Linked DNA regions of Homo sapiens: regions 1, 2 and 3 are each linked to region 4. Evidence: chromatin loops called from intact Hi-C (ENCODE). Cell type or tissue: mammary epithelial cell. All regions are shown on one strand. Region 1 holds the start of PEX5L (peroxisomal biogenesis factor 5 like). Region 2 has its middle 160 kb from the start of LINC02053. Region 3 holds the start of LINC02053 (long intergenic non-protein coding RNA 2053). Region 4 overlaps TTC14-DT (TTC14 divergent transcript).

Region 1 (8,000 bases), 560 kb after region 4:
AAATAGATTCTACTGCTACCTCTCAATTATTTAATTGTATTACAGTGATTAAAATTGCAGTGGTACTAAGCACATTTCTTGCTGTAAGAAAGCTGAATGTGCTATGATTTTATGCCAAGTCCACTGACCACTCAAAATACAGTGAGATTATTTTATAAATGGAGTGCAATATGCATTCTTCTTCTCTAGTGGTACTGAGGTTGCTCATGTGTTATCACTGCAAAAGGCAAGAGCTAGCTTTGCCACATATTTACATGAATAAATAAACCTTCTAGGCCACAGTGCTGGTCAAATTTTATGGTGCATACAAGCACCTGGGGATCTTGTTGAAACGCATATTCTAATTCAGTAGGTCAGAAATGGCACCCAAGAGTCTGCATTTCTTACAAGCTCCCAGGACATGCTGATGTTGCTGGTCCACACACCACGTTTTGAGTAACAAGGGTCTTCAAATTTAATTACAAAATAAATCTTTTGTAAAATATTTTTCTGGACCTAGCTTATTAGACATGCATTGTTTCTGAGGAAAATAAAGATAATTCAAATCTCATTCCTAGTCTAAGAAATAGTCTAGGAAAGTGAAAGTTAAGCTTAACCAATCAGAAACCACAAACTAACCTCTAACTATGGACTTTCCATTAGAATGATCCAAATAAATCCAGTATTCCTCTTTAACCAAATAATTTCTTTGCTCTGCTTCCACATTTACCCTATAAAATCTTTCCCTTTAACGACTTCCGACAGAGTCCCCAACTGCTTTCGGTCTGCTGCTGCCTGATGCATGAATGGCTATTTGCTCAAAAAACCCTTTAAAATTTTAATGTGCCTTAGTTTATCTTCTAACAGAAGGAATAAGTGTGAAGAGGAATTCTTCACAAAGGAAAGCTTTCACTCCTGAGATTTTGAGAATGTAGGCAGTAACGAAATCAGTGACTCAGGTTTAAGAAGAGAATATATTGAGTTCTAGCTTCAACACTAGGCAGTTGCCATTCTGATCCAAATGCTTTTATGGTTGTTGGCTCCTTGAACCTGCCGTTAGATAATAACAAGCATATAATGGATTGGAAAACTTTGACCCTATTGTTACTTCACAGATTTCTAGTACTTTTAAATCAAAGCACTATACTTTTCCCAGTTTTTATATAACATGATAGTATTATATGATAATTAGTACCATTTTAAAATCTGCAGTACTTGAGGTCTCAGAAAATCAGTCCTCATCTTTTCTGAACTGGGAAAAAAAAGTCTGTTTGCATATTCATATATCATGGTTGGTAATTTACAACTTCCTTTGCATACATTCAGTCCTCAGCAGCTCTGTGCAGCACACTAGGTAGATATTTGTCTTATTTCAAAATTGAGGAAATAGAGAGTTGGTACACTTGCCCAAGAGAGCATTGAGGTAGTGAGATGGAACTAGCACCTCTTGTTGCTGACTCCAAGTCCTGTGCTTTGTCCTATAAAGAACAATAAAATAAGAACTGGATGACATTTTACAGTTTACAGTGCTTATGAACATATCTCTATTTTCAGGGTAAAAAAAATAAGTTTTTTATACAGAGTTTAGACATGAAAAAACTGATGTCCAAAGTAGTAAAAGGAAATTGTCCAAGGGTAACTACTAGTGGAATCTAATAGGAATCCATGTCTCCTGCTTACAGGTCTTAGTCCTTTTGTGTTTGTTTGGTTGGTTGTTTTAGGACCTCAGATGCATTGAATTGGTTCATTTCACATCCTTTTGTTCATTTCACATTCTCCTCATTAGTCCATACATGGTTCTATTTTATTTAGTTACACAGTAATTTTTAATAGGATATTAGGTGTCCTATGAATCACTACCCGGCATAGAAGATAAGACATTAACATCTAAACTTCAAGTGAAATGCTTCCCCATCTATTTCCCTGCCTCCCTTCACCCAGGGTCACCAACACTCTGAACACTATATTCATTGTTCCACTGCTTTCCTTTTTATATTGTTGTATATGAATATATGAATACACATTGACATTTCTAGGGATTTTTTAAACTTTATAAAAAGCATATTATGCTATATGCAATATTTTGGGGATATCATGCTGTACATAATATGAGGGGCCTGTAGAATTGGAGATGTTTTTACCAACAAAATTAGGTAATCACAGTATACACCACCCCGTGGTGTGTGTGTATATATGAACATTTATTGTGTAGACACATCAAACTACCCAGTCTCAACTTGAGACATATTTAAATGCACTCTTCATATATGTGTGTATGTGTGTGTAAGTGTATAGTAGTAAAGGTCTATTCATTCAGCAAATATTTATTGTGTGCCTGCCATGTGTCAGGAAGTACTAAATACCTTACTGTGCACACACGTGCAAAACCAAGTGCAACACTCCACCCCCCTAAAAAAAAGTCCCTGATCTCATGGAAATAACATTGTACAGAGGGAGAGACAGACAGTACATAAAATAAATATGGAAAATATAAAGGATGTTAGGTGATGTTACGTGCTAGGGAAAAAAATAAAACATGCCAGATCCTCAGGGACTAGGGTTTGCCGTTTTAAATAGAATGCTCGGCGATGAACTGGGGATGAGGGGAGCGGGGAGTCTTTATTTAACGGGTGATACGGACGTAACTTTCGAGAGCTGAATCAGAACCGAAGTAAACTCTTCGGCAACCCCTGCACTCAGCCTATAATGTCTGTAGGATAACAGGCTCAGCCGCGGTGGATGGCCCCCGGAGAGACGATGCATGTCTTCCCGCCTTTCTTCCGGCCGGCCATCCTCTCCGCTAGAATCGCCCTGCCCGCCGACGCCGCACCTGAACGCCGCGCTGCTGCGGGCGTTGTACACCAGCGCGACCACCGCCTGCCGGCACCTCGCCTTGCCGCCGCGCGCGCGCAGCCCCGAGGACGCGCTCGGGGAGCGCGCACCGCCCGGGGCCGCCCTCGGGCCGCTCCCAGGCCCCTGGGAACGCGCGCGCGTGCCCGGTCCCGCGGCCTCTCGGCAGGCACGCGGCTGGGAGAACGGCGCGCGCCCCGCTCGGCAGCTGCGGCGGCGGCTGGTGTAGGCGCTCACGTCAGGGCTGGGAGGAGGGGGTTCGCAGCTCAGAGAGAGAGAGACATGAGGCAACCTGGCAGGAAGCGAGAAAGAGTTCGGCGAAGAAGGAGTGAGTTCTAGAGACGCCCCGCGAGCAGGACCCGCGCCTGCAGGAGAGCCTGGCCGACCCGGCTCCTCGCCTTCTCTGCGCGCTCTCCCGCGTCCGCTTTCAGCACCCCGAGCGGAGAACAGTTCCCGGCAGCCCGCAGCGCTGCCGAGTGGCCGCCGGCCGGCCGAGTACCCGGAGCTCCAGGGGGCTCAGGAGCACCCTCTGAGAACCCGCTGTGCACCCACCTTTTCCCCTCTTTTGGTGGGCAAGTAAGCACGGGGGAAAAGCATCCGGTGGCCTCAGGGAGCCCTGAAGAAACCGAAGCAGAATGTACCAGGGACACATGCAGGTAAGACATTTCTATAGGGCTGGAGAGAATTCTTGGGGGCTAATTTAAGAGCAAGGCGGTTCACCAAGTTTCTGTGGTCAAGTGCTGCCTTCGCACAGCTCAACAAGTGAAGTGATGCAACATGACCGTGACATTTCTGTCCGGTGCTGCCGGGAAAACTAGACCGGTTTCCGAAGGTGGGAGAAGGGGAGGGAAGACCTCAGAACTTCGATTGGGGAAGTTTGTTTTCTGTGCATTCCCTGAGCCTGTTTCTTTAAACAGGATCAAGGAATCGAAACAGAGGAAACCCTAGAGATGACCGTGTTTCCGTTGTAATCCTATTGATGCATCTCAGCATGTATGTCAACTGAAGGGCAAACAATAATAGGAAAGACAAAGCTTTTCCTTTACCATCTGAAAAGGTTGCTTGACTTAGAACACTCTGTCACTTTCGTTTCATTTTTTAAAGTGTTATATTTAAAAAACGATTTATAGTGTATTTTCCCCCTTCACATTATGGGACATTGCCATCTACTCCAATAGTCACAGGATGACTTGGGAGGATGAATTTCAAACACATGTCCAAGGAGCTCTAATGTTTTTCAGGGGAGGTGCTGCCTCCGGTTGTTATTAATATTCATCTGAGCTGAGCCGCTGCTTCTTTCCGATGCAAACACACTCTACTCTCTTGGGCAAGATTACTTTAACCTTGACTCCAGTTCTCATTCATACGGTTGGTTGGTTCTTATAAAGGCAGATATATGCTTTGGGAGAAAAATAAAATACTAACTCAGCTTTCTAAAGTATGAACTGGACTCTTTATCGCACCTAAATGGTTTAGTCATCAGGTTTGATGTTTGGGCTTCCTTTCCATTCCAAAGATGGTCAAATACAATCATTATGTGTGATGCCTTTATCCTGGTGTATAACATTTATGAATACTGAGGATTTTGCTTCTGTGTCTTTTAGAGCAATTGGAAATAGATAAATATGTTGTTATATTTATGACTTAGTACTACCCAGATTTAATTTCCATAACTTAGGGAAATTCTTTTGGACTATAATCCATTTTTAAATAAAACACAATATTTCATCATAGTCTCAATTTTTATAAGAATTCTCAATATACAGTGCCAGAATTCCAAAAGATTTCCCGTATGACTAACATCATCCTGTTTTGAAAATTATTAATGTGATTATATCACATTTGATAGACAAAAAGTAGTGAATGAAGTATATTTTTAAATATTATATATGATCAATGTGATCTGCATGTTTCTTATAAAAGCTACACCAATTGAAAAGTTAAGTAACATAGAAGAATTCAAATAATGACTGCTGAAAAAATTAACAAAGAATTATTACTATAGTTTTATGCTTCATCTTCACCCAAGAATGATACTTACAATTTTATATATTATCTGTTTTTTAAACAGTTTCTTCACAAGGGTAAAACAGGAAGATTTTAATAGAGTCAACCCTCAAAAAATTGTTCATTTACACAAAATTGACAATTGACCACTAAGGGGAAATTAACAAAAACTTTGCACAGTATTGTTTTGTTGCTTAAAAAATATGTTACTGTGAATGAAGAATCGAAGCAACAATATGGTAAATTCATGCACCCAAAAACAATTTTAACTCAATTTTCTCAATATCTCAAAGGAGAATGTTATTGAAACTTGAGTTGCCTGGAACAATGTCTGAGGGTTTAATTTCACTTTGAAAGAATAAACAAAATATAAGACTCTGCATATTCTCCCAACTTAATGTCTTTTGCTTGTGCACTGCTGTAACAGCAAATATGATGACTTGCAGTAAAACTCACAAATCTTTGCTGCCAAGCTTAAATTAAAACATTACTAAATAAAGACTGTAATCAATACATCCACCAAAATTTCAGAGCATAATACTTTTTTCCTACTTACTATTAACCATTAATGTTAAGCATAAAACTTCCGAGGCCTTAGTAGGTACGTTTAGTAGTTATTCAATAGTATGATGATCTGAATGGGCATCTGCTCCCCCCAACAAAAAAATACCTATGACAGATTGATTCATAATATACTTGTTGGCTTACATTTTAAACTCATATCTCTTCCCCCAAAGAATATTATTTAGCCTATGGACAAAATAACGTTTCCTTATCAGAGATACTATCATCTTCCTGTGTGTACCTGACTCTAATCACAGATAAGAAGAAACACATTCCAAACACTCCAAAATGTGTATGATTAAAATCTGAATCCATATTTGGTAAAGTGGACCAGGGATAAGCAGATTTACTAACATTTCTGCCAGCTTTGGAGTTAATTTGAAACATAATGTTACTTGACTGATACCTTAAAACAAGAGTGAAACAGAAATGTTTGCAATCTTTTGCTATGCATTCTAATTCTTCTCTTTTCTGTATCCAAGAGACTTTAAAATAAAGTGCTTTGTAAATTAGCAGTTTGAAGTAGGGGCAGGTGTTCTCAGGAAGACTTAAAAATAGTCTAATTTAAAACTCCTGTGGTGCCTTTGTTTTTGCAACTTAATGATTTTGCAGATAAAGTCTATTAATTCTCATACATATGGCTAATTCATCTGGTTTATGGTAGAATCTGAATTCATTTTAGAAACCGCAGACTTTTAAAAACACACATTTGGTTTGCTCTGCTAGTTCATTAGAAAATAAAAGTTGGCATCTATTACAGATAGAGCATAGAGTAACAGATATTTCTTGGTTTCATAGTAAAAGCCGCAGGTATATTTCTTAGGAGCAGGGTCCTGGAGCTATGTTTTTATCCAGCTGCCTTACCAATTATTTCCAAGGGGAGTTAGTCACCCCAGTAAATGAAGCAAAGGTTGCTTCTTTTGTGACTGTTTTAGATTTACTTATTTTTTTCTTTTGACCAAGGGCACTGATGATGATTGAATATACTTTAGCATCGGTTCTGACAAAACTCTGTTGCTCATTGAGGGCCTATGGTCTTAATTCCACCAATACCTCTGTATGTTCAGGGCTGAGGTGATTATTTGCCTATGTGCATTTGAGTTAACATTTCCAGTTAGAGGAAATTATTACATGTCTCTCAATGTTTTCTTAACCTAGCTGTTTTATTTCTGGGGTGGTATAAATACAGAGAAATATAATTTCAATTTTCTACTAAGATTTTTTGAATTGTTATTGAAGAATCCACAGCAATGGGTTTTTTAATAAAAGAAAGTTATTTCAGAAGGCAATCAAACAAAAAATCTATTTGTAATTGTAACTGATCTTTATTTTAGGCATTCAAAGCAGACTTTTTGACTTATTCAAGCTGTCTGGGGAATCATTCCACACCCTCTAGCTTCACAAGACATAAACTAAGGAAAATTTAAATGACAAAAATTGTAAGATTATTAACAGCCCAAAAAGTAGCCATTTGTTTTCCCCCAGGGGAGTTTTGCATTTGTTTTTCTATATGACTTTACTTAAGATTTTTCTTAAAATCTCTACAAAGGGGAATAGCTTAGGTAATTTAAGTTATGTTAGTACATTAGATCTCGCCCCTGGTGATTTATTTAGGTTCACTAGAAACAAAATACATAAGAAACCAATTGAAGGTAAGACTGTAGAACGTTGTTTTCAATACCCTAAACAGTAGGTTATCATAATTGAGGCCCTCAGCAAAACTGTAAAGCAGATGATATTTATCATGGGTACTTCCACCTCTCTAACAGATCCACTTTTTTCCCTCCTGGTACCACCTTTTTTAATTCTTGAGACAGGGTCTTTCTCTGTCCCCCAGGCTAGAGTGCAGTGGCCCAATCTCGGCTCACTGCTTGCTATGCCTCCCTGGCTCAAGCAATTCTCCCACCTCAGTCTCCCAAGTAGCTGGGACTACAGGTGCATGCCACCATGCCCAGATAATTTTTGTATTTTTTGTAGAGACAGGGTTTCACCATGTTGTCCAGGCTGGTCTTGAACTCCTGAGTTGAAGCGATCCACGCGCCTTTGCCTCCCACAGTGCTAGGATTACAGGCATGAACCGCAGCTCCCGGCTCACCCTTTTCCATCCTGTGTTCTTTCTTTCTTAACCCTTTGCTAAGGCATTAACTGCTAGCAAAGATATGACTAATAGCAATAAACCACCTGCACGCACACACATACACACATTTTCAGAGGCGAGTCTTTGAGATTAGTTTAGAGTTGGAACGGGGGTGGCATTTTCAGGAGAGTGAGCAGTGCTGGGGTTTGTTGTGTTGTTTTGGTCAGTGGTTGCTGCTGCCTTCCTCTCCCCCTTTGTTATCTCAGTTCAAGTGGCACCTGGTCTTCTTCCTCAAATGTCATCTTATAGGTAATGATGAGCATAAGTATGATGAAATATTAACTAGAACTCTGTTGAAGCAAATTCATGTACATTTAAGCTGTTGATCAAAATTATGACACAAGCTCCAGCAAGATTCTGAAGTGTCTTCCTGTATATTCACATGCAAATCATGTTTGGTATGGATGTAGTGTTGAGCTTTTAACACTTGAAAGTTATAATAGTTGTGGTATGCATTAGCAGA
Region 2 (8,000 bases), 340 kb after region 4:
CTTCTTTAGCCACTCCAGCTGGTGTCTCAATAGGTCATGTGCCCCACCCCCATTCAGTCTGCTGGTTCTGGGCCAAATTTAGGACTAGAACTGTCCTAAAAGTTGCAGTCCTTGTGCCCTACACTGTCTTTGTGCAGCCATCAGAGTTGTCTTATTTTTGTGTGCCTTATTTTGTCATGGTTGTTGTTTTCTAAGCATTCAGCCTATGATAAATTAATTCATTGATGTATTATAAGCCTATCTGTGTTTTACATCTAGTGCTATAGTTTGATCCTCCAAAATTCATGTTGAAACCTAATCCCCATGGTAACAGTATTAAGAGGTGGGGGCCTTTGGGAGGTAAAGAAGCTAAAGTCATCAAATTGGAGCTCCCATGATGGGACTGGTAGCTTTATAAGGAGAATAGAGATCTGAACTAGCACACTTGGCCTGTGTCTCGCCATGTGATGCCTCCCACTATGTAATAACATAATGACACAGCATAAGTCGCTCACCAGAAGCTGGGTAGATGCCAGTGCCATACCTATGGACTTCCTAGCCCCCAAAACTATAAGAAATAAATTTCTTTTCTTTGTAAATTTCTTCTCTTTGTAAATTGTCCAGTCTCAGGTATTAAATATTCTGTTATAGCCACAGAAAATTCCTTTATTACAGCTCATTCTTTTAACAATGGAATAAAGGATTTTTACTAAACGAACTTTGGCTTTTGAGGGATTTTTTAAAGGTTAAGAAAAACTCTTTGAATGTTTTTAATACCATTTTGATGATTACTGCCACTTTCATACAATTTTATTTTGGTAAATAAGTCACCTGACTTTGGCTTCCCAGGGACCTGGGAATTATGCCTAATTCTTGTTTTGTGTTAAGGTCACGAAATCAGTAACCCCAAACTAGCAAAATATTATTAAATCAGATATAAAATGAGGGTTTTAAAGAGTGTATGTTAGTGAGTGGCACCTGATTTCCTCTTAGAGGGCCAAATGTTTTTGGTAAGAAACAAAGAAATGTTTATGATGTAGATGAGGACAAGTGATAATACTTTGGAAGGAAATATATAGAAATATCAGCTAAATTGTTTAAGTAGAGAAAGTTTTCACTAACTGGTGGTTTTCAATGAGGAGGAGAAAATGAGAGAAGGATTAGTCAGGAAGAAGTGCCCAAATAATATGACAGAAGGCTGAAGACTGAAAAGAAGGAATCAGTGAATAATTTTCTGGTAGCAAGGCTATTGAAGAAATTTTTTTAAAAGAGATCATCTAACATTAACTTTTAAGACATTTTCTATGTAATTTGTGCTGTAAGTGTCCTCTTCAAATGCTTAAAATTGCAAAGGAATCATCTACGCAAATGATTGACATTGTTTTGGAGAAATCAAGGAAAAGTCTTTGCCCCTGGTTTGTGTGAGGCAGAACAAAAATAGAAGTCATTCGAAATGAAATAAAAGTAAGACTGAAAGTTCAGTGATAGCAAAAAATTAGAACTATTGGTGTCCGTGAAAACATCAATTTAATAGTTATCTCTCAGAAGGTAGGATGGTGTTGATAGGGAGTAGATTTTTTACTTGCTGAAAAGACAAGAGGGTTGAGTTCTTTTATGTTAATTTTTAAAACTGTTAATTTGGCTGAGATTTGGGGTATACTTATATATGATAAATACTAAACCTATACAATTATCATTTGAAATTTTTATAGAAGATGGACTATCAATGCAAATATATTTTATTTGTTATCTGATTATGTCACATTTCCTATCTCCTCCATCTGTGTCAGTTAGAAGAATGTAATTGTATTCATTTTCAAGATTCAGAAAATGAGACATGAAGGTTAATGACCTTCTGAAAGTCAGTCTGTAACTTAGAAGTGGGATGGAGCAAGATCTAGAACCCATGACTCAAGTTCAGTTAATGATCTGGAAACACTGTAGTGAGAATCGTTAATACCTCGCTCTTCACTAGTTGTGTAACAGTGAGCCTGTATCTCACTATTGTCACGCCACAGTTTTTTTTTTCTGTGAAAAAGTGAATAACAATTTGGGTGGGTTAAATGATATAATATATGCAAAGTTTCAAGCTCAGTGCCTAGAACCCAGTAAACACTCCATTAATACTAGAATTATTTATTTACTTGTTCTTTAAATTATTGTTTGGGGAATAAAGATTAATATTAGTAAAACGTTGTCACATTCCTTTCCATTTTTATCATTCCAAAGCATTGTCCATTTATATTTGAGAAGGATTTCTGCAACAGAGTTTTAAAGCGTTCTGGCTTTTCAGCCCACAGCAGTTTTAATCTCATGGAAATTACAAATTTACACTAATTGTATAAGATCTAAGGAAAAATCTCAAGTGACCCAGGGGCCATTGGTCTCTCCAATTCTCCTTATCATTCTGGGACTTATTTGGCCTGGGCTTGGACATAATCTCCCATAGACACCTCACAAACTGAGAAATCAATAAAAGAATCCATAGCAGCTCATGGTACAAGAGGCGAAGTCACAGAACCTAAATATTAAATTATGCTGCCACCCCACTTTATTCAAAAAAATTCCGAATTTTTTTTTATTATCAAGATTTAAGTGTCAGGGTTTAGGACTTACCCTGTTTTCTTGAATGTGGCTTATTTACCATAGATTAGAGATGATGAAAGGGATCTTTCATCATGGTTGAAGGCAACTGCTTCCTACAATTGAGAAAATTGAATTCCAGGGATATTACTGACTTTCTTAATCTCTACACTGAGTCATGAGCTTCTATGTAATGAAGTAAGAGTAGAAGACTAATAAGGTCACTCTAAATGACAGATAATTTTGTTACAACTTTATTGAGGTATAACTGGCATAAATAAATGGCATATATCTACAGGTTATATTATGATAAGTTTTTACATATGTGTATACTCATGAAAACATTACCACAATCAAAATTATTCACATATTTATCACCCCTAAATGTTTTTCATTTACATTTGTAATCTTCCTTTCCTCTCCTTGCTCCCTGTCACCCCAATCCCTGTCATTCCAAGGCAACCACTTACCTGCCTTCTATTACTATTGTTTAATTTGCATTTTCTAAATTTTTTATGACTAAAAGTACATAGTATCTCTATTTCGTATGGCTTCTTTCACTTCAAAAAACATATTTTGAGACATAGCCTTGTTTTTACATGTATCAACATTTTTGCCTTTTTATTGCTAAGAAGTACTTCATTCTGTGGCTACACCACAACTTGTTTATTCATTTACCTGGTAGACAGGTGGTGTTAGTGGACATTTGGATTCTTTCCAACTTGGGGCTATTAAAAATAAAGCGGTTATGAGCATGGTGTAAAGTATTTCAGTGTACAGTTGCTTTTGTTTTCCTTGGGTAAATACCTAGGAGTGGGTGAAATGGTTGAGTTGTACGGTAATATGTGTTGAATTTTTAAGAAACTACCAATATCCAAAGTAGTTATACCATTTTATATTTCTACCAGCAGTTTATGAAAGTTCCAGTTGCTTCACATTTGCATTACAGTTTTAATTTATGTCTTACTAGTGAGAAATGATATTGAGCATATTTAGTGTGTTTGTTGGCCATCTATATACATCTTTGATGAAGTGTCTGTTAAAATCTTTTGCCCATTTATTGTTGTGTTATTTATATTCTTATTACTGACTTGTAAGAATTCTTTATATATTCTGAATAGAAGTTATTTGTCAGAAACCTTTCTTGCTTTATCACACTGGGAAGGATATCTAGTACACTGCTAAATAGAAGTGGTGAGACCAGACATTCTTACCTTGTTGCTGACCTTAGGAGTATATCTTTCACCACCAACGTGATGTCATTTAGTAGGTTGTAGAAATTCTCTTATATTTATTTTGTGAAGGACTTTTTTTACTAGGACATAATTCCTTTGGTACCATAGGAAGCAGCTCATCTGTGATATTTACCTTTCCCCTCTTCTACTTATGTACATAGAACCCTTATGTATGAAAATAGAAGATGGAGTTTTGGAGTCAAGCTCTACCGGCCATACTGAAATCAAATTTTTTCTTCTAAGGGAAATGACAAATACTGGCATATGTGCCTGTATTCTCCTACTTATGGCAGAAATTAATAGTTGATCACGGCATTCTTTTCCAGGGAACCTAAATGCAGACACAGAAACCAGGTCATCACAGGGTCCAGGCAGCCTCTACAGTTGGCATCTGTGAGGAATATTTTCTGTCTCTGAACTGCAATATTTCCACATGAAACAACAAGAAAAAAATATTCAATTTTGTGAGAGATACAGATGTAGGTATAATATCATTTGGTATCTGGATATGGTCAGGAAGCAGCTGTAGAGAATCATCTTACAGCTTTAAGGGACTTTTCATAACTATTCCTCCAAATAACCTTGTGGAGAGAGTGGGGATTTGGGGAAACCGGATCATTTACAACCCTGTAGAACCATTGGATGGTCCAGAAGAAAGTCTCCTTTGAAATCATCTAACTCAGGAGTTTTCAGACTTTAAATTTTCTTAGCTTCAGAATATTTTCTTTTAAAAAATATTACCAAAAAATTTCAATATATAAGTGCAATGTTTGTGTCTCTGCTAAATTCATAGGCTGCAATCCTCACAACCACAGTGATAATATTAGAAGGTGGAGACTTTGGGAAGTAATTAGTTCATGAAGGTAGAGCCCTAGTGAATGAGATTGATGCCTTTATAGAAGGGCCCCCAGAAAGCTCTCAGTCTCTTTCTGCCATGTGAAGATACGATAAGAAGTCAGCAGTCTGCAGTCTGGAAGGGGGCCCTCCCCAGAACCAACCATATTGGCACACCGATCTTGGACTTCCAGACTCCAGAACTGTGAGAAATAAACTTTGGTTGTTAATAAGCCACCAGGACCATGGTACTTTATCATAGCAGCTCAAACTAAGACAGTAGGAAGGTAAAAGTAGAACAGTTGTAATCTCCCCATAGCCCACTCCTTCATGCCTTGAAAGCTCCTGAGCTATCTCATTGAAAAATGCTAAGGCTTCATTAAGCAGTGTTTCAAAACCACACACTTGTCCAACTTTCACTTAATGAATGTTGAAATATAAGGAGTAATGTAAAGTGCCTAAGGGACTTGAAGACAGATTATTTGATCATAGTCTGATATTTTCTTCTATACCATATGCATGCACAGAAAACATATACATTATATACTTGTGAGTCATTAATGATAAGAAGAATAATAACTACATAGCCACATAATATTTTACAAAACACAGTGTCACTAATGATATCACTTGGCATCCATAACACCTTCATTTCCAAAGTGGGAACTGAGGCTCAAAGAGAAGTAATTCACCCAAGGCCACAGAGCTGATATGTTGTTAGGTTGGGACTCAAGCGCAACTCTATTCTTAGGTGAATGTATAAATATAGACACCTACTATGTACCCACAAAATTTAAAAATAAAAAATAAAACAATAAAATAAAAAATCTCTCCAGGTGGTACTAGTGTGCAGCTAACATTGTGAAACACTGGCCTACAGAATAGAATCCTAGCTCCTTCATATAGCACACAAATCCTCTGTGATAGCTTCAGGTCCAGCTCTCCAATCTTACCCTCTGCTGCTTGGCAACCCGACACTTTGCACTCCAGGATCGTAATAGTAGGAGGTTATTGAACCTAATACATTTTCCACTCCTTTTCACATTGTATTCCTTCTCTCTTTTCATATATCTAATGAACTCCTAGTCATCCTTCAAGACCCTGCTCAAGTAGTGACTCTTAGGTGAAGATTTCCCTGACCTCTTTAAACAGAGTTTATGGCTCATTCCTCTGGTTCCACTTTACCATGTACACTATTCTATTATTGTGTTTACAATAGTGACTCACTTAATTATCTCCCTTAGTGAACTTGGCAGAGCAATGTCTTGCTCATATTTTTTGCATGATGGGGGTGGAGTTTTTCTGTCTACCACCACCTGTCATTATCTGCCTTTTTGACTCAGTACCAATTTTCCTGATTTTGTGGGATCATTATTTCTTTCATATATGAAGGAATCAGGAACCTTGCTTAAGAGCATCCTCCCCTGCGTATTATCTGTAACAGAATTGCAGGGACTGGCCACAAAAGCAAGTTAAGTCAGCAGTCTACAGATTGACACAGCCTGAGTTTCTGGTAGTTGATCAATTAAACCACATGTATTTATTATGTGTCTGTTTTATGCTTGGCATCTCAGTATTAAAACACCAGGTAATCTCTACCTAAAGTTACTCACTCTCTAGTTTTCCACCTTGACTCATATAAAGGACCTGAAGCATATCCAGCATATTTGCAACTTAACTGAGAAGTAGAGAGCTGATAATCTGTACCCTAAAAATCTTAAAATATGAAGAATAAGCAATAAGCCATTGTATGGTTTGTTTATAGGGGTCTTTTTAAACTCCTGGTGGATGTTTACAATTCCTCCATTACAGTTTCAGCTGGTTAGTATAAGATTTTGAACCCTGTTAAAACGCAATAACCTTGGAAAGGAAAACATTAAGTTGTTGCTAGCTAATTTTACCTCCCTGTTAAAGAAATGCCTAGGAGTAGATTTTTAGGAAGACAAAGGATAAGAGCAAGAAGGAGTGTAGAAAAGAGGCATTAGCAAGTAGGTAAAAAATTAAAGAATGAAATACTAGGAAAATGAATGATTCCACAAGGCTTAGGTCAAATATTGTGGTACATTGTGTGGATGAGCAAAATTAAGGTAAATTTTTATGTAAGAATAGAAAATATTAAAATCTGGCTATTTCTAATAATTTTCAAAAATTTATGTACTAACATAAAAATTAATTATGTACTGGAATGAGCAAATCAAAAGGTTATTGATGATAAAGCCACTATGTCAGAGATAACCAAAATATCCAATAATAGGGATAGTTTAATAAAATAAATTATTTTATTATTTGTAAGCACTGAACTTTTATACAACTATTATAAATAATGATCTAGAACAGTATATAATTTCTTAAGATGTTATAGATTAGGAAAGATATGCATGATATATGAAGCAAAAAAATCAGATTATAAATAATATATATGATCCTAGATTTTTGGGAAAAATATATGTACATACACATGTATACATAGAAAGAAAGATCTAACCACACTGTTAGCAGTGCTTAGTTTTGTAGGAGTCTGGGGTGGAAAAACTACAAATATTATAAGGAAGTAAAGAACTTTATGCTTATCTATGTCCTTTAATTTTGTTTTAAACTACAATTTAAAAACTATTATAAACTTCAAAGGAAGTCTAGGAAAGTTATAAAATTATAGTGCATTCTGTCATATTACATGGATTATTAATTATAGAGAATGTGAGGGAAATACTGAGTGTTTGACTAAGAGCCCCAGTGAGGGTTCTGCTAAGAGAAGTGCCAAAGTTGGCTGAAGGATCACTATTTGCAAGATCCTGCTTATATGACAAGAGCAATCAAACAAACCCAAAGCATCCACATAATTCAAAAAATATTTAAAGTCAAATAAGATTTGCAAGGTAGACAAACTTTTACATTCATAGAAATAAACACCTGTTACAAGGATGAAAATTCAGGAACACAGGACCACTGAAGATACAAGCAAGAAATGGTACCAAATGCCAAAACAGATAATATACAAATGTGGGAAAAATTGTATATGTAAGTGAAATTACATGTGCCCTACATGTTTCTACTTCTAAGTCTGGGAAAATTATCTATCCTAGGCACACTGTTAATAGAAACCATAAAAACTAACTGTAAATTTAAAACAAAAAAAAGTGCTAGCTGGGCACAGTGGCTCACGCCTGTAATCCCAGCACTTTGAGAGGCCGAGGTGGGCGGATCAACTGAGGTCAGGAGTTTGAGACCAGTCTGGCCAACATGGTGAAACCCAGTCTCTACTAAAAATACAAAAAATTAGCCAGGCGTGGTGGCACACACCCGTAATCCCAACTAATCGGGAGGCTGAGGCAGGAGAATCGCTTGAACCTGGGAGGCAGAGGTTGCAGT
Region 3 (8,000 bases), 180 kb after region 4:
TCAAGAAGTTTGCTTTCCATTCTTAGTTTACTAAAAGTTTTAAAATATGCTTTCGGTGTTTGATTTCTATCAAATATATATATATGTATTTCAAAAACCTAATATAGGACAACTTAATGTATAACAAATAGAAAATTATATAACAAATATGTAATTTAAGTTGATTTAAGTTGTTACATATTTTACATGATTTAAGTTGTTACATATTTTACATGATTTAAGTTGTTACATAATTTTATTTTTCAGTTGGTTAACATCATAGATTACATGGTACGTTTTGTAATGTTTAATTATCTTTGTATTTCTGGGATAAATCCTGCCTGCCTATTCCTTATGATTCTTTTACTGACTGCATACAATTTGTTAACATTTGGTCTCAAGTTTGCATCTACTTTTATGATATTTGTCTTTCCTTATGTTGACTTTCATCTAGTTTGGTAGCAGAATTATACTAGTCTCAGAAATGAGTTGAGGGTTTAATATCACATCTCTCAGTTCATTATTTTTACCTTTTCTAGTCTTTTGTCAACTGAATGAACTTTCTGAGAACTATTTTTCCCTCTGGTTTAAAAAGTTTTTAATTTCATATTACCTTTTAACTTCAAACAGACATACTTGAATTTATATTTTCTACTAATGTTTAGTTAACAAATATGTATATCCCTTTTCTAAACTACTTAATACTTAATAAAGTATACCAAGCATAGTTTAATTTCTCTCTGCCCACCACCAAATCAACAAGGTATCTGTGTTTGTCTTCAAACATTCTTCCTTCCTCCTATTATGAGGAATAAACTGCCATTACTCCTGTCCAGAGCCCAAACTGCCCACTACTAGAACCTGACAAAGTTCAGGTACTTTATTTCTGCAGTTGTCCTCCTTGCCTCCTACATTATCAGGGTTGATCTTTTTAGATCATTGCTATACTGTTATATCTCTCATCTTAAAAAAAATCCTTCCTTCAGCCCTCACCCTACTTCTGCCTCATTTCTTTGCAGCCTTTTACAAAACACTCCTTGAAAGAGTTGTCCATACTTGCCATCTTATTCTTCTTCTATCCAATCTGGCATTTGTTCCCACATTCTACCAAAATTGCTCTTGTCAGAATCACCAGGGCTCATCACCAGTGATCCGTACATATCCAAATACAAAGATCAGTTTTTTAGTCCTCATTTTGTTTAACCTCTCATCAGTACTTGGCACAATTGGCAGTTGTTCCTTTTTGAAACCCATTATTCACCTGCCTTATGTGATATCACTAACATTTTGTTTTATTTCTATCTATGGACTGCTTTTTTAAAAGATTCTTTTGCTGAATTCCTTTTATCCTCCCAACTCCTAAATATTAGAGTACCTCAGCTTTGTCCTATGGCCTCTTCTCTATCCACAGTCATTGCTTAAGAGATGCCATAAAAGTCCCATAGTGTTGTTATCTATGTTCTGACAATATCCAAATGTATCTCCAACCCAGATCTACCCCTTTATCTCAGACTCACAATTCTAGTTGCTTACCTTCCAGTTGCTTACCCATCTAATTGGAGACATATATATATATATGAAATTGGATGTCTAATGAGCATCTCAAGCTTAACATAGCCAAAGGTAGAAGTGTAGTACTATACTTTTAGAGATGATAATACTGACATCAATAGACATTTCTTAACTTGGTAAAAATCCTTATCAGGGAGCCATTATTTAAATCTACTTCCTTCTAACTGAAAGACTTTTATCTTTTCATTAAACTATGTTTGGTGTACTTTAATAAGTGTTAAGTAGTTTAGAAAAAGGATATACATATTTGTTGACTCTAAGCATTATATTCCATTATAACCCCATGGATTGTAAATTTTATAACTAAATATATCCATGTTGAATTTGTGGGATATCATGGTTCTACAGGAGGTAGGGGAGGCAGTGGTGAGGAATGACCTCTCCTACCTCTTATGACCAGAGATAAAGAGGTGTGTGCATACAGTTTGCATGTACTTACATTCTGCCTTGTGTGGGGTGCTGTCCCTTCCAAAACTCTTGTTGAAATTTAATTGCCATTATACCAGCATTAAGAGGTGGGCTCTTTAGGAAACAATAAGCCATGAGGGTTTTGCCTGCTTGGGTGGGTTTAATGCCATTACAAAAGGGGCAAGCTTGACCTCCTATTGCTTCTTTGCCTTTCTGCCTTCCACTACGTGGGAATGAAGCTTTTCTCTCCTTCAGAGGACACAGCAATTAAGGCACCATCTTGAAATCAGAATTGCCAAACCTGTCTGTACCTTAATATTGGACTTCACAGCTTCCAGAACTGTGAGCCTACAGATTACCATTTATAAATTACCCAGTCTGTGGTATTCTGTTAATATATCTTTTCCAATAACATGGACATGTCAGTCACCTCTCATGTACATATATATATACACACACACACACACACACACGTATACACGTGTGTACATATATATGCTTGTGTGTGTGTGCAGTTTTGGGGTTTCCTCCAAAATTTGAATGTGTATATAGTGTTCAGATTTTTTCACACAGGAGACTTTCATTTGAGCATATTGTTTCACTAGTTAAGGGCATCTACTTATCCTCAGTAAAGTACTTACTACTACTAACTGCCTGTATTGCAGCAATAGGCCCAGCTCCCTTTGAATGTTAAAGGGTTGAGAAACACCCATTAGCCAAGAGGGAGACAAAAGATCTCAGGGTTGATGAAATACTCCTATTCCATAAAGACAGGCTAAACTCAGCAGAACCATTTTAGCAACTATGCATTTAAATGAAAACCACATCTCTACTACACTGACTTTGATATAGTTTATTCTTTTTATTTGAGTCAGTAATGTTCTACAGAGTCATCACAAACAATTGAATTAGCAAATAGTGAACTGTTGCTCATAGGGAAAATGTAAGGTTAAGTTCCTATGAGCCTCTGATCGTAATATTTTTGCCAACTGGAATGCCATTTGCATTATATAGATTTGTTTGCCAGAGTCCTTGTAAAGCAAGCCAGTCTAATCAGCATTGAAAAACTGCTTTTCTACATAACCCTCTACTTGTATCACATTTAGCAGTTATTTTAAAAATTCTTCTGCACCTTCCTGATCTGCGGAACCCGCCTTGTCTGCAAGCTTAGCCTTTTTTGACTTTGTATTGCCTTTTAAAACATGTGAGCCAGCCAACCTAGCTAAGAAGGGTTAAACACTTTCCTGACTCTGGGTAATATGATCATAAATTTCTTTGGCTTTCAGACTCACAACAGTGTTGTCCACTTTGTTTTTTAAAAATAGGTTGTCATCTCATGAATCCACAAATTTAATTACTTTTCCTCTTTTTCATAATTTCATCATTCACTGTAGATATTACTTTAACACTTCCAGAGTGGTTTCATAAACAGATCAGCAAATTTTCTATTTCTTTTTGTAGGTGTCCTGTGTTGCTGATTCATTATCACTGAATTCATGGCCAACAGTCCTATAACTTATGCCTGAATGAAGCTTATCTGACACATCTATTTTCTCCATAAGGCACATCACAGCCTTCTTTCTCTTAGAAACATTAGACAGCAATCTAACACTATGCTTGGGGACTATTGTAAATAGCAAAGTCACCAGCAAAAATCACAACAATGTGAAAAGTGTGGCACTAAATAAACCACAGAAAGGACACTTGTTTACAGTATGAGAGCTGAAACAGGGAAACAGAGGGTTTCTTTGTTCTGCTTCAGCTGGGCATATGAATGTCAGTGGACTCCAATGTTTTGCTATTCTCTGCATGTCCGTGAATAACCATGAACACATCTTTGAGTATTGGTTTGGTGGTTACAAATAAATTTTAACAGGTTGGTGAATCTGTAACCATGGAATCTGTGAATAATGAGTGCAAGTCATGGCAAGGAAGTAATCTATATTCTTTTCACGCCAATGTGATTACTGAATAGACCCCTTTACCATAGACTCCAATTGTTCTTTGTATATAAAATGTTCTTAGAGGATTGTTATGCAAGGTAGCAAAGGTCAAGTTTTCATCACTTGGTACACATTAAGGAAAAGGCTTTATTAAAAAACTTAGGATGTGGGAACCAGTATGAAGGGGAGTACAGACCCCTGTCCTCTCATCATCTTACAGAAAAGCAATCTGGGGCAAAGGGCCATATGTAGGAGGGTTATATTCAAGAGACGAGGCCCCTGAAAGCAATCTTATGAGTTGGGAGTGGGGTCATAGAGGGACAAACTATTTGGGTGCCAAACAGTCTGAGTATAGATGGCAGCTATTTTCAGATTTCTGTGAAATTCAGCTGCCCAGCATCTGGAGAACTTGAAGCCTGTGGGAAGTTTCACACCCTTCTGCTTGGGGAAAAGAGTCACAAGTCTGAGGATCTGAGTTCAGGTGTAGCCTTTCCCACTGAGAGAATGCAGGAATCTGAGATCCAGACAATGCAGAGTGAGCTTCCATAGTTGATTTAAGTCATATTTTCTCATTGCACCATTATGGTAATTGAATTGTTTGTGTTAATTTGATTTCCAGATTGGAAGAAGTTCAATATTTATTTTTAAATGTAATTTTAAAACTATATTGTCCATCTTGTCTTAATTTTTTTTTTCTGGAGACCAGGTTAAATTGATCTCTGGAAACCTGACCAGAGAATATTGATATGTACTAGTCTATATTTGAAACTGCTATAAAGTACAGCATTATCTGTGTTATCTATGTGTGTTACATGTTGGTTATATAAATCACATAACTTCCTTTAAAAATTATACAAATTATTCTACCCTTTCCAAAAAGTACTTCTCTATTCAACTTGGACAATGAGCTAAAGAAATCCTCAATTAAAAAGCAACCTAACCTATCTAATTTTATCTAAGTTTCTACCACTTTTACTTTCTTTAGCCTTAAATTTAAAGGTTTAAATTTTTAATAGTTTAAAATTTTCAAAGAAATAACCTTTTTTTACTTGTAAATCTCTTTAAAATTATTTTATTAGAGATGGTGAGAAGATTGACCAGGACCCATTCTCAGCCAGAGCCACAGATTCTATACACTCCAAAGGAAGATTCCAAAATATTCCCTAAATGATTTTTCCCAAAAACTTCAGCTTTGAAGGACATTTATAAGATAATCATTGTTAAACACAGAGTGTCATGCAATGATTTTCTTGTATTACCCATTTTTATTACTCTTTAATCTGGTTAACTTTCTAAAAACAAACTTAAGCCAAACACACAAAAATAAGGATTTAAAATATAAGTCAATTTATAACAACAGATCAATTACAATGGTCCATAAAAATGAAAAAATATATAACTTAAACAATTCTTATAAGCATAGCCCAAATTCTAATCTCTCTTGTTTGTTTTGCAAAGAGGTTTCAGAAACATTTAGTTATTGTTTTACAAATGGAAATGCTATGTTTCCATTTAGGAGGAATGAAATCCTGAATATTAATTTGAATCCAGTTGACTTTCATTCTTCTATAAACTCACAGAATCTCAAAGTCTAGAGTTTGTTATCTGTAAGGACAGAGATTTAAGCCACACACATTAAAAATTTTTTTAAAAAGTTTAAAATTTTGTCTTCTAACTAGCACTGCACTTACAATTTCAAAACTTTTCTTCTTTAAAACACTTTATTTGCAACTAACCTTTTTTAAAGGTGTTCCTTTGGAGAGGATCAATAAAAGCACAGCATTTCTCCACTCTCACCTCTTAAAACCTTTGGCTTCCTACCAGTTTCCCTTGTTGCTCAGTCTTTTTATTGTTGACAATTCTCAGAGGTTTCTGTTATGTTCCTCTGAAGGCATGTCCCTTGTCAAAGAGGCAGGCTACTTTCTGAGGTGTCTTTTATTTTTCTTTAGCTGCCCCTTCATTTTTGATATCCTTCATTAGGGCAGCCCATTGATCCAGGTGCAAGGCCTGGGTAATCTGCTAGACATTCTGATAATCATCTTGACTCATGCTGGGGTCACAATGGTACCCACAGAAGCAGCCATGACATAGGGACAGCATAGCTATTTGCCAGTTGTCATAGCTAATATACTACTATTTACAGCCGCTCTCCTTGGGGACTAGGAAGAGAAAGGGAAAACTCTTTCCTTCTTTTGTCATTGAAAATGGCATGACATGGCATGGCATGGCTACCATTTCTGGCTTCTCTGTCATTTCCAGTACCAAAATGGCCTGAGCAGAGTTTACTATGATGATCTGCTAGTTCTCTGCAAGTTTTCTTCTCTCCCTTGGTCTTTTTAGACTCTTATCACTTTGACCACACCTTGCTTGTAGACTCTTTTTGGTCGTGGACCTTGGGCATCTTTATCTTTTTCCACACTTCTGAAGATAACTCCAGTTCTATTCATTCATGAGGATATCCCCAGATTTTTTTAGGGCTGTGAAAGTTTCTCTCTATTTTGGATCTGTCTCTGTAATAAAGCAAATGTTTACTGGTTTAAATGTTGCATCTCCTTCCAACACCCCATCATGGGCATTAGTCTATCCCTGCATTTTTTTATGCCAGGCACTATTCTAGTTTCTCTGCATTTCCCTTAGTGCAGGTCAAGTTGTGTTGCTAGTGTCTCTGCAGAAACAACCTTGCACCTTGCCTATGTGCCAATTTTTTGACCTCTTGAGAAATTTAAGTGGTGGGTTCCAGTCCCCAACCCAACTTAGGTCACAAGGGGAATGGACTTCCACCATTTCCAGTTGTGGTAAGAAAAGAAATTATGTAAAATGCTTAAGCAACACTCTGGTTTAAGTATTATTTTTCCTGGCAGTGGGACTAATGAGTAGAGTAGGTGAGATATCATGGTGCTGAATAAATACCTGGTAATTAGTAAATACCTGACTTAGTATTCTCATCAACAAATGTACATGGAGAAATAACAGATATGCAATGTTCCCCAAAAATATCTTGAATATGCAGACCAAAGTGTGCCCTTTTATTATATATAATCTAATATTCATCCTTCAGGATCTCATTGTTTTTGGTACAAACCTCTTCAAATCTCTCCAGACCTTTGTTAAAAGGTGAAGATAACTAGATCACATATAGCTCCAACTCTGATTACCAATTCATTTGCAAGTGGTTTTTCCCATTATGATGCCCATGACATGGTGAAGGAGTCTATTACCAAGGAGACTGACTGTGGACCTTGAGAATTTCAGCCCTGTCTGTAACATGAGGTCCGATAGTGTTCTCAGGGCACGTCAGGATACCTCCTGGCAATATGTTTATAAATAGTCTTCAGCTTCTCCTTTGTTTTTTTTGTTTTTTTTTTTTGAGATGGAGTCTCGCTCTGTCACCAAGGCTGGAGTGCAGTGGTGCAATCTTGGCTCACTGCAACCTCTGCTTCCCGGGTTCAACGATTCTCCTGCCTCAGCTTCCTGAGTAGCTGGGATTACAGGCATCCACCACCATGCCCAGCTGATTTTTTTATTTTTAGTAGAGATGGAGTTTCACCATGTTGGCCAGGCTGGTCTCGAACTCCTGACCTCATGTGATCCACCCACCTTGACCTCCCAAATTGCTAGGATTACAGGCATGAGCCACGTCACCCAGCCTCAGCTTCTCCCTTTAAAATCTTTTTTTGATGTGTTTCTCTAAGATGTTCCTGATATATACATGTTCCTTTGAATTCACTGACTTTCCACATTGCATCTCTTCTAATTCTGAAACTTTTTATTCTTCCATGCCATGGATTTCCCCTAATTCTCCTGATCAGTATTGTCCATTTAATATAATCAATGTGGTAAGTACTTTGGTAGAAGTGTGACACAATAGCTATATGGAATTGGAAAGAGGAATTATTGATTCCATAAAGGAAGAGAGGGATCCTGAAGGATTTCCTAGATGACCTCACATTTGAAAAACATTTGAAAAATGCATGCAATGGAAGACTAAGGAGAACACTATGAGAACAGCATGCACAAGTTGTTGGGGGAAACGAGGAGTACTACAGTGTAACTGAAGTAGGGACAGGTTGGAGGAGAGATGTCAGGGCAGATAGCTAA
Region 4 (8,000 bases):
AGTTTCCACAAATAACTTCTGCAGCTAGTGACATAATCTGCAAAAGATAAAGTCTTTTTTTTACATCTCGGAAACGTTTATAACCAATTGTTAAGAATCTACAAATAATCCATGACTTTATGAGAAATATTTATAGATAGATTGTTTCTGGTTCTTGATCCTGATGCCAACAGTTTCAACAAGGCCTCACCTTTAGCTGGGGTTAAGGTTGGAGTGTGTGTGTCAGGGATGGTGGGTACCAAATAAGGTCCTAGAAATCTATTATGATACTTCTAACTTTAATTTTTCAGTATCTTTTAAAGGCTCTCTTCTTTTTAGAAAAAATGGACTTTATTTTTTAGAGCAATTCTGGGTTAAAAGCAAAAGTGAGGAGAAAGTAAAAAGTTTCCCATGTATCCCCTGCCCCCACATATGCATAGCCTCCCTCATTATCAATATCCCCCACCTGAGTGGTACATTTGTTAAATTGATGAACCTACACTGACACCTCTCTATCATCCAACGTCCATAGTTTATCTTAGGTTTCATTCTTGGTGTCATATATTCTGTGGGCTTGGACAAATGTGTAATGACATATTCACCATTATAGTGTATTACAAAGTAGTTTCACCACCCTAAAAATCCTCTGTGCTCTGTCTATTCTTTTTCTCCTTGGAACCCCTGACAACCACTGATTTTTTTACTGTGTCCGTATTTTTGCCTTTTCCAGAATGTTATGTATCTGAGATCATATAGTATATAGCATTTTCAGACTGGCTTCTTAGTAATATGCATTTTGGTTTCCTCCATGTCTTTTCATGGCTTGATAGCTTGTTTATCTTTAGTGCTGAATAGTATTCAATTTGCTGGATTTATAAAACAATTTATCCATTATCCTATTGAAGGATATACTGGTTTCTTCCAAGTTTTGGCAATTATGAACAAAGCTGCTATAAACATACATGTGCATATTGTTGGTGGACATAAGTTTTCAACTCTTTTGCATAGGAGTGCAAATGCTGGGTTGTGTGGTAAGAGTATGTTTAGTTTTGTGAAAAAGCACCAAACTGTCTTTCAAAGTGGCTGTACCATTTTACATTCCCATCAGCAATTAATGAGAGTTCCTGTTGCTCCACATCATCACTGGTGTTTGATGTCAGGGTGCTGAAATTTGGCCATTCTAATAGATGTGCAGTGGTATCTCATTGTTATTTCCATTTGCATTCTCTTGATGATATATGATGTGGAGCATCTTTTTATATGCTTATTTGCCATCTGTATATCTTCTTTGGTGTGGTGTCTGTTAAGGTCTTTGGCCCATTTTTTAATTTATATATTTATTAAAATATTTTAATATATTTGCAAATATTTTGTCTTGGCCTGTGGATTATATTCTCCCAGTGGTATCTTTTGCAGAGTAGAAATTTTTAATTTTAATGAAATCCAGCTTATCAGTTTTTTTTTTCTTTTATGGATTATGACTTTGGTATTGTATCTAAAAAGTCATCACCAAACCCAAAGTCATCTAGATTTTCTTCTATGTTATTTTCTAAGAGTTTTATAGTTTTGCATTTTACATGTAGATCTATAATCCATTTTGAGTTAATTTTGTGAAGGATGTAAGACCTGTGTATAGATTCATTTTTTTGCATATGGATGTCCAGTTGTTCCAGCACTACTGGCTGAAAAGAGTATCTTTTTTCTCCATTGTAGTGCCTTTTTACTTTTGTTAAAGATCAGTTGACGGTACTTATGTATTATGTTGGTCTATTTCTGGGCTCTTTATTCTGTTCCATTGATCTACTTGTCTATTCTTTTGCCAATACCATACTGTCTTAATTACTATAGCTTTATAGTAAGTCTTGAAGTCAGGTAGTTCCAGTTCTCCAACTTCGTTCTTCTCCAATTACTGTCTTTATTTTCCTGAAAATAGTCCCTTTTTGTTGCTTAAGCCAGATGGAGGAAATCTGTAGTTTGGAACCAAAGGTTTTGACTAATACACTAAGAAGCCACCAACTAGTAGCCTCTGCTTTTTCTACTCTGCCATTTTAAAAACGAAGAAACAAATATGGAGAGGTTAATACATGCTTTTGTTTTTCAAAAACTAACTTTAGAATACATGTCGTCTAACTGTGTATCTAGTACTCTTTCTACCATTACCATGCCATTTAGAGGGTCAGTGAAACCATGCTCTTTAAGGATGTAGCTTTAAAATATATGTATGGAATTTATTTTATTAAAAAAAATTATGACATAGGTCAGGTATCCCTTATCTGAACTGGTTGGGACCAGAGTGTTTTGAATTTGAGATTTTAGAATAATTGCATATATATAATGAGATACCTTGGGGACTCAAGTCTAAACAAAAAATTCATTTATGTTTTGTATGCACCTTATACCCACAACTTGAAGGTAATTTTATTTTACCCTTGGGACGCTGAGTAAACATGGTGCCACGTTCCTACATTTTGACTGGGTTCTACCACATGAGGTCAGGTGTGAAATTTTCCATTTGTGGCTTCATGTGAGTGCTCAAAAAGTTTCCAACTTTGGAGAATTTTGGATTTTGGATTTTTGGAGTAGGGATGCTCAACCTGTAGTTAATTTTATGTGTCATCTTCACTGGATCAGGGGATGTCCAGATAGTTGGTTAAAGACTATTTTTGGGTGTGTCTGTGAGAGTGTTTCCAGATGACATTAGCATTTGAATTGGTGGGCTCAGTAAAGTAGATTGCCATCCGCAATGTAGTTGGTCATCATCAAATCCACTGAGGGGCCAGGATCTGTGGCTCATGCCTGTAATCCTAGCACTTCGGGAGGGCCGGGAGGGCGGATTGCTTGAGCCCAGGAGTTTGAGACCAGCACTGGCAACATGGCAAAACCCTGTCTCCACCAAAAATACAAAAATTAGCCAGGTGTGGTGTCACATGCCTGTAGTTCCAGCTACCCAGGAGGCTGAGGTGGGAGGATCGTCTGAGCCTGGGAGGTTGAGGCTGCAGTGAGCCTTTCCCAGCCTGGGCGACAGAGTGAGACCCTGTCTCAAAAAATATATATATATCAATTCAGGGCCTGAATAGAATAAAAGGCAAAAGTAGGGAAAATGTGCCCCTTTTTGGCCCCACTGTTTGAGCTGGGACATCTCATTTCATCTTCTTTTGCCCTCAGAGTAGGATTTATATCATTGGCTCTCCTTGGCCTTTGGACTCAGACTACATTATGCCAGCAGCCTTCCTGGGTCTCCAGCTTGCAGATGGCTGATCCCAAGACTTCTCAGCCTCCATAATCCTCTATAACTGTATGAGCTAAGTCTTCATCGTGTGTGTGTGTGTGTGTGTATGTATGTATGTATGTATGTGTATGTGTATCTCCTGTTATCTGTTTCTCTGGTGAACTCTGACTAATACAAATGTCCGTTATTATGTTATTATCTAAAGATCGCCTTGAACTCTTTTTTTTCCCATAATGGGGCCCCTTGATTTCATTCCTAAGCACATGGTGTAAAAGGTTTAGATTACAAATTTGCTACCATATAAGGTAGCCATCTGTGTTTAACACTCTATTCAAAGCTGTCCTGAAGTGACTCAAGGAAGAGTGAGGAATACTAAATGGAAAATATGGCAAACTCAGCCAAATGTCTATCCCTGTTGTTAGAGGAATAATTCAAACTGCAAGCCCTTCTGATAAGAGTTGGCACATCTTCATTCATTCCCATGGTTTTTGTTTGAAAAGATTCTCCCAGCTTCTATTTCTTTTTCATATCACAGACCAACACCTTTCTTCAAGAAAAAAAACATTGTCAGTCTAATCCACTTGAGGGTGCTGTAAGATCATCATGGTATCCAGTTTTATGTCCTTCACCAGAAAACCTGCTAACTAAACAAGGATTTAGGGATGGGGAACTGTGACCCTATTATATACAGTCATTTTGGGATAATTTTATGTCTAACACTGTCTCCACCTTTTAGTGACTGATAAATGTTTTGAGGATATTATTTTAATTTAAATCAGTTCATATCTCATTAGAATTGATTAACTTAGTAATCTTGAGTTATTTTTTTCTAAGAAGAAAGATTACTGATTTCAGTTTCAATTCAGCATGGTTCTAAACAGACCCAGAGGTGAATATTGCACAACTCCAGGACAAGAGGCCAGAGTAGTGATACACTATAATCCATCTTCAGGGTATGTGGTATTCCTGGAGATGTGCAACTTTTGATCAGTTGTAGTGACCATCTGCAGTGCTAGTCTCAGCTAGCATTTCTTTCATGTTTGTCTTTGTTTACAAAAAGGATGAGGAAATAGAATGAAGATATTTCAGATTAAATCTATCATGATTGTTAGAAAAAAAGTCAAAAGATGTGTGTAATACTGATATGGAATAGGTTAAGGTGTTTGTCATCAGGTTCTTGGTCATGACTGCTCATAAAGACACACACACATACACACACACACACCTCTTAGATTCTCAGATTCTTGTTTTGCAGCAATTTCTCAGAATGCTATATGGGAGAACATGTCAGGATTATCATCAAAAGAATTGAAAGTTTAATGCTCAATAAATAGTATTTGTCAGTACATTCTGGATTGCTTCGATTTTTTAAATGCAATTTAGACATTCCTTTAAAATGAAAGCAATTGGTCATCTTCTAATTTTTAAACACATTCTTTTTTGTTTTATTGACAGCAGCACTAAAGGAGAATTTTGGGGAGTAGAAATATATTAGTGGCTTAGTATATTGCCCTTCTTAATGGAATTCATTGGAAGATCCAGTATGTCAGGGAAATGATTTAACCTTGATCTGGACCACATTAGACATAGCCTTTGATTATCTGTAGACATAATGGTCAAGTTGCCAAATGCATTAATTTATTCATTTAATAAATATTTGAGGCTTAGGCTGTATTTTAGGTGTTAGGAATATAATAGTGAAAAAAATACACCAACCTCCCTGCCTCTATGGAGTTTATATTCTGGAGGGAGACATATGATGAGTAACAAATATAATAAATAAGTAAATGATATAGTGCATGTATTAGAAGGTGATAGATCCTATACAGAAAGAAGTAAGTCAGGGTAAGGGGCATTGGAAGTACAGGGGGGTGGGTGTGGTAGTTTTTTTAATTATTTATTTATTTATTTATTTATTTATTTATTTAATTTTTTTTTTTGAGACGGAGTCTTTCTCCAGGCTGGAGTGCAGTGGGTCAATCTCGGCTCACTGCAAGCTCCGCCTCCTGGGTTCGCGCCATTCTCCTGCCTCAGCCTCCCAAGTAGCTAGGACTACAGGCACCCCGCCACCATGCCCAGCTAATTTTTTGTATTTTTAGTAGAGACGGGTTTCACCGTGTTAGCCAGGATGGTCTCAATCTCTTGATCTCATGATCCGCCCTCCTTGGCCTCCCAAAGTGCTGGGATTACAGGCGTGAGCCGCCGCGCCTGGCCTGGGTGTGGTAGTTTTAAATAGTTACAGCAGATCTCATTAAGAGGGTGACATTTGAGCAAAGATTTGAAGTAGATGAGGAGTTAGTCATTCAACCTGTTTGAGGGAAAAGAGTTCCAGGCAGAGGGAACAACCAATGCAAGGGTCCTGAGACAGGAAGGTATTTGATGTATTTGAGAAATAGCAAGGAAGGCGGTGTGGCAGGAACAGAGTGAGCATGGAGGATGGACGTATGGGGCTTTGTAGGCCATTGCAAGAACTTGGCTTTTACTGTTAGTGGTTGGGAGTAGCTTCAGGGTTTTAAGGAGGAGGGCACATTATGACTTTCATTATAAAAGTATCACTTTGGCTGTTATCTAGGTAGGAATTGATTAAATACCTATTGCTCACAATAAAAGGGAGAAAGTTTTGTAGGATGTCTTCTTATTTCTTAGCAAACATAATTTCATTTTAAAATTTACCTATCATTGCATAGAATAAGAATATGAAGTTTCAATAGCTGCAAGAAGATTAAGAGTGTAGGGCCGGGCGCTGTGGCTCACGCCTGTAATCCCAGCACTTTGGGAGGCCGAAGCAGGCGGATCACCTGAGGTCAGGAGTTTGAGACCAGACTGACCAACATGAAGAAACCCCATCTCTACTAAAAATATAAAATTAGCCAGGCGTGGTGGCGCATGTCTGTAATCCCAGCCACTTGGGAGGCTGAGGCAGGAGAATCGCTTGAACCCAGGAGGCAGAGATTGCGATGAGTTGAGATCGCGCCGTTGCACTCCAGCCTGGGCAACCAGAGCGAGACTCTGTCTCAAAAAAAAAAAAAAAAAAAAAAAAAAAAAAGAATGTGCGCAATTATGAAATAGGGAGTTATCATAGTGGAAAGAGCTTAGCCCAGAAGTCCCAGCTGTATTTTGAGTAAATAATCTAATCTTCCATGCCTCTCTTGCCACCTTTAAAACTAAGGGATTGGATGAGATGAACTTTGAGATCTAACCCTTAACATTCATTGTTCTATGATGAACAGTTCAGGTGCTAAAACTGCATGTCTCTCTTTAAGTCAGTGTGCTTCTTTTTCTATGAAATCTGTATGAAGTTATTTTCCTATTGTATTGCAGTACTGGTAAGTGTGGCTTCCTACTGTGGCTGGTCTCTTTAAATGAATGAGATTCTTTACAGTTCCTTTAGTTGTAGTTAGAAAAGGGACCAGCCACAGAAGTCACAGGGGGAGATTGGCTGATCACTGTTTGGAAGTCTCAGTGTGGCAGTTCCATCAGGTAGATTGAGTTCTGGACACTGATCCTTAGTTTTTCAAGTGCAGAAATTCAAGTAAGGCTCGACATACTGATACACACTAACCAAATTAAACACTGATTTAGAAATCAAGTTGACAATGTATTAAGGGTGAACTGTAAGCTTGACATACTGATACACACTAACCAAATTAAACACTGATTTAGAAATCACGTTGACAATGTATTAAGGGTGAACTGTAAGCTCGACATACTGATACACACTAACCAACTTAAACACTGATTTAGAAATCACGTTGACAGTGTATTAAGGGTGAAGTGTAAGCTCGACATACTGATACACACCAACCAAATTAAACACTGATTTAGAAATCACGTTGACAATGTATTAAGGGTGAACTGTAAGCTCGACATACTGATACACACTAACCAAATTAAACACTGATTTAGAAATCACGTTGACAATGTATTAAGGGTGAACTGTAAGCTCGACATACTGATACACACTAACCAAATTAAACACTGATTTAGAAATCACGCTGACAATGTATTAAGGGTGAACTGTAAGCTCGACATACTGATACACACTAACCAAATTAAACACTGATTTAGAAATCACGTTGACAATGTATTAAGGATGAACTGTAAATGTTATGTGAATCAGAAACTCGTAGAAGTATCAATATATTCTCCGGTGGAAAGCCAACTTCAGTCAGAAGCTTGTTTGTGAGCCCAAAATAAGAACAAAAACAGCCTGTTGGGTATTTTTTAATGACTAATTTCATCAAACTATGTAATCTTATGCATTCATTTCCTCTGCATGTGTATTTCTTCTAAGACATAAAAAACTCTGCTTACCTGTCATCCTTTTCTTTCTCCCTTTAATCTCTCTTTCTTTATACACACACACACACACACACACACACACACACACACATACACACGTATATAATATATAAAATATACATGTATGCATATGTAAATATGTAACTGAATAATAGCAAATATATTGAGAATATGACTGCTGCTATGTGTGTATATGTTTGAAAACTGCTTTCAATTTTGTTTTAACTTTCTTAAGATGGAAGCCCAATATATAAAATAGACAGGAAGATACTGAGAACTCAACCAAGTAATATATTTTCCTTTTTGTTTCCAGCCCCCTCTCCCTCATACACAGCAAATGATGGCTGGAGAGGTTACCTTTAAGTCAGCAATCCCTAACCTTTTTGGCACCAGGGACCGATTTTATGGAAGACAATTTTTCCATGGACTGGGGCAGTGGGGATGGTTTTGGGATGATTCAAGTGCATTACATTTATTGTGCTCTTTTTTC

What was found. Hi-C counts contacts between places; a loop is a spot of excess contacts. Peaks named below come from ENCODE experiments on the same cell type or tissue, not always from the same donor. Only the 100,000 strongest peaks of a DNase experiment are listed, where the experiment ranks them.
Region 1: a loop joins it to region 4, with 10 times the contacts of the local background. A loop is called at or near these places in 7 of 110 quality-filtered maps.
Region 2: a loop joins it to region 4, with 2.9 times the contacts of the local background. A loop is called at or near these places in 3 of 110 quality-filtered maps.
Region 3: it touches region 4 in a loop (3-fold over the local background); 4 of 110 quality-filtered maps call a loop at or near these places.

Annotation. Positions count from the first base shown.
Region 1 is chr3:180,032,064-180,040,063 of GRCh38, reverse strand. PEX5L (peroxisomal biogenesis factor 5 like) reads left to right here and starts at 3,127. Exons shown (of 15, transcript NM_016559.3): 1 at 3,127-3,485. The coding sequence starts at 3,465. RefSeq lists a silencer at 3,012-3,061. In mammary epithelial cell, a CTCF peak has its summit at 3,284; a DNase peak (open chromatin) is centred at 3,123; H3K4me3 peaks cover 1,311 bases.
Region 2 is chr3:180,248,174-180,256,173 of GRCh38, reverse strand. No RefSeq gene overlaps it. Among named protein-coding and RNA genes, the nearest start is that of LINC02053, 160 kb to the left of the region's middle. In mammary epithelial cell, no CTCF peak of the experiment used is centred here; DNase peaks (open chromatin) are centred at 2,703, 3,263 and 5,783; H3K27ac peaks cover 1,463 bases.
Region 3 is chr3:180,412,096-180,420,095 of GRCh38, reverse strand. LINC02053 (long intergenic non-protein coding RNA 2053) reads right to left here and starts at 5,923. Exons shown (of 2, transcript NR_132416.1): 1 at 5,639-5,923. In mammary epithelial cell, no CTCF peak of the experiment used is centred here; a DNase peak (open chromatin) is centred at 3,775; H3K27ac peaks cover 4,981 bases.
Region 4 is chr3:180,590,948-180,598,947 of GRCh38, reverse strand. The region is part of intron 1 of TTC14-DT (TTC14 divergent transcript); the gene reads left to right. Among named protein-coding and RNA genes, the nearest start is that of TTC14-DT, 7.2 kb to the left of the region's middle. In mammary epithelial cell, a CTCF peak has its summit at 3,799; a DNase peak (open chromatin) is centred at 3,807.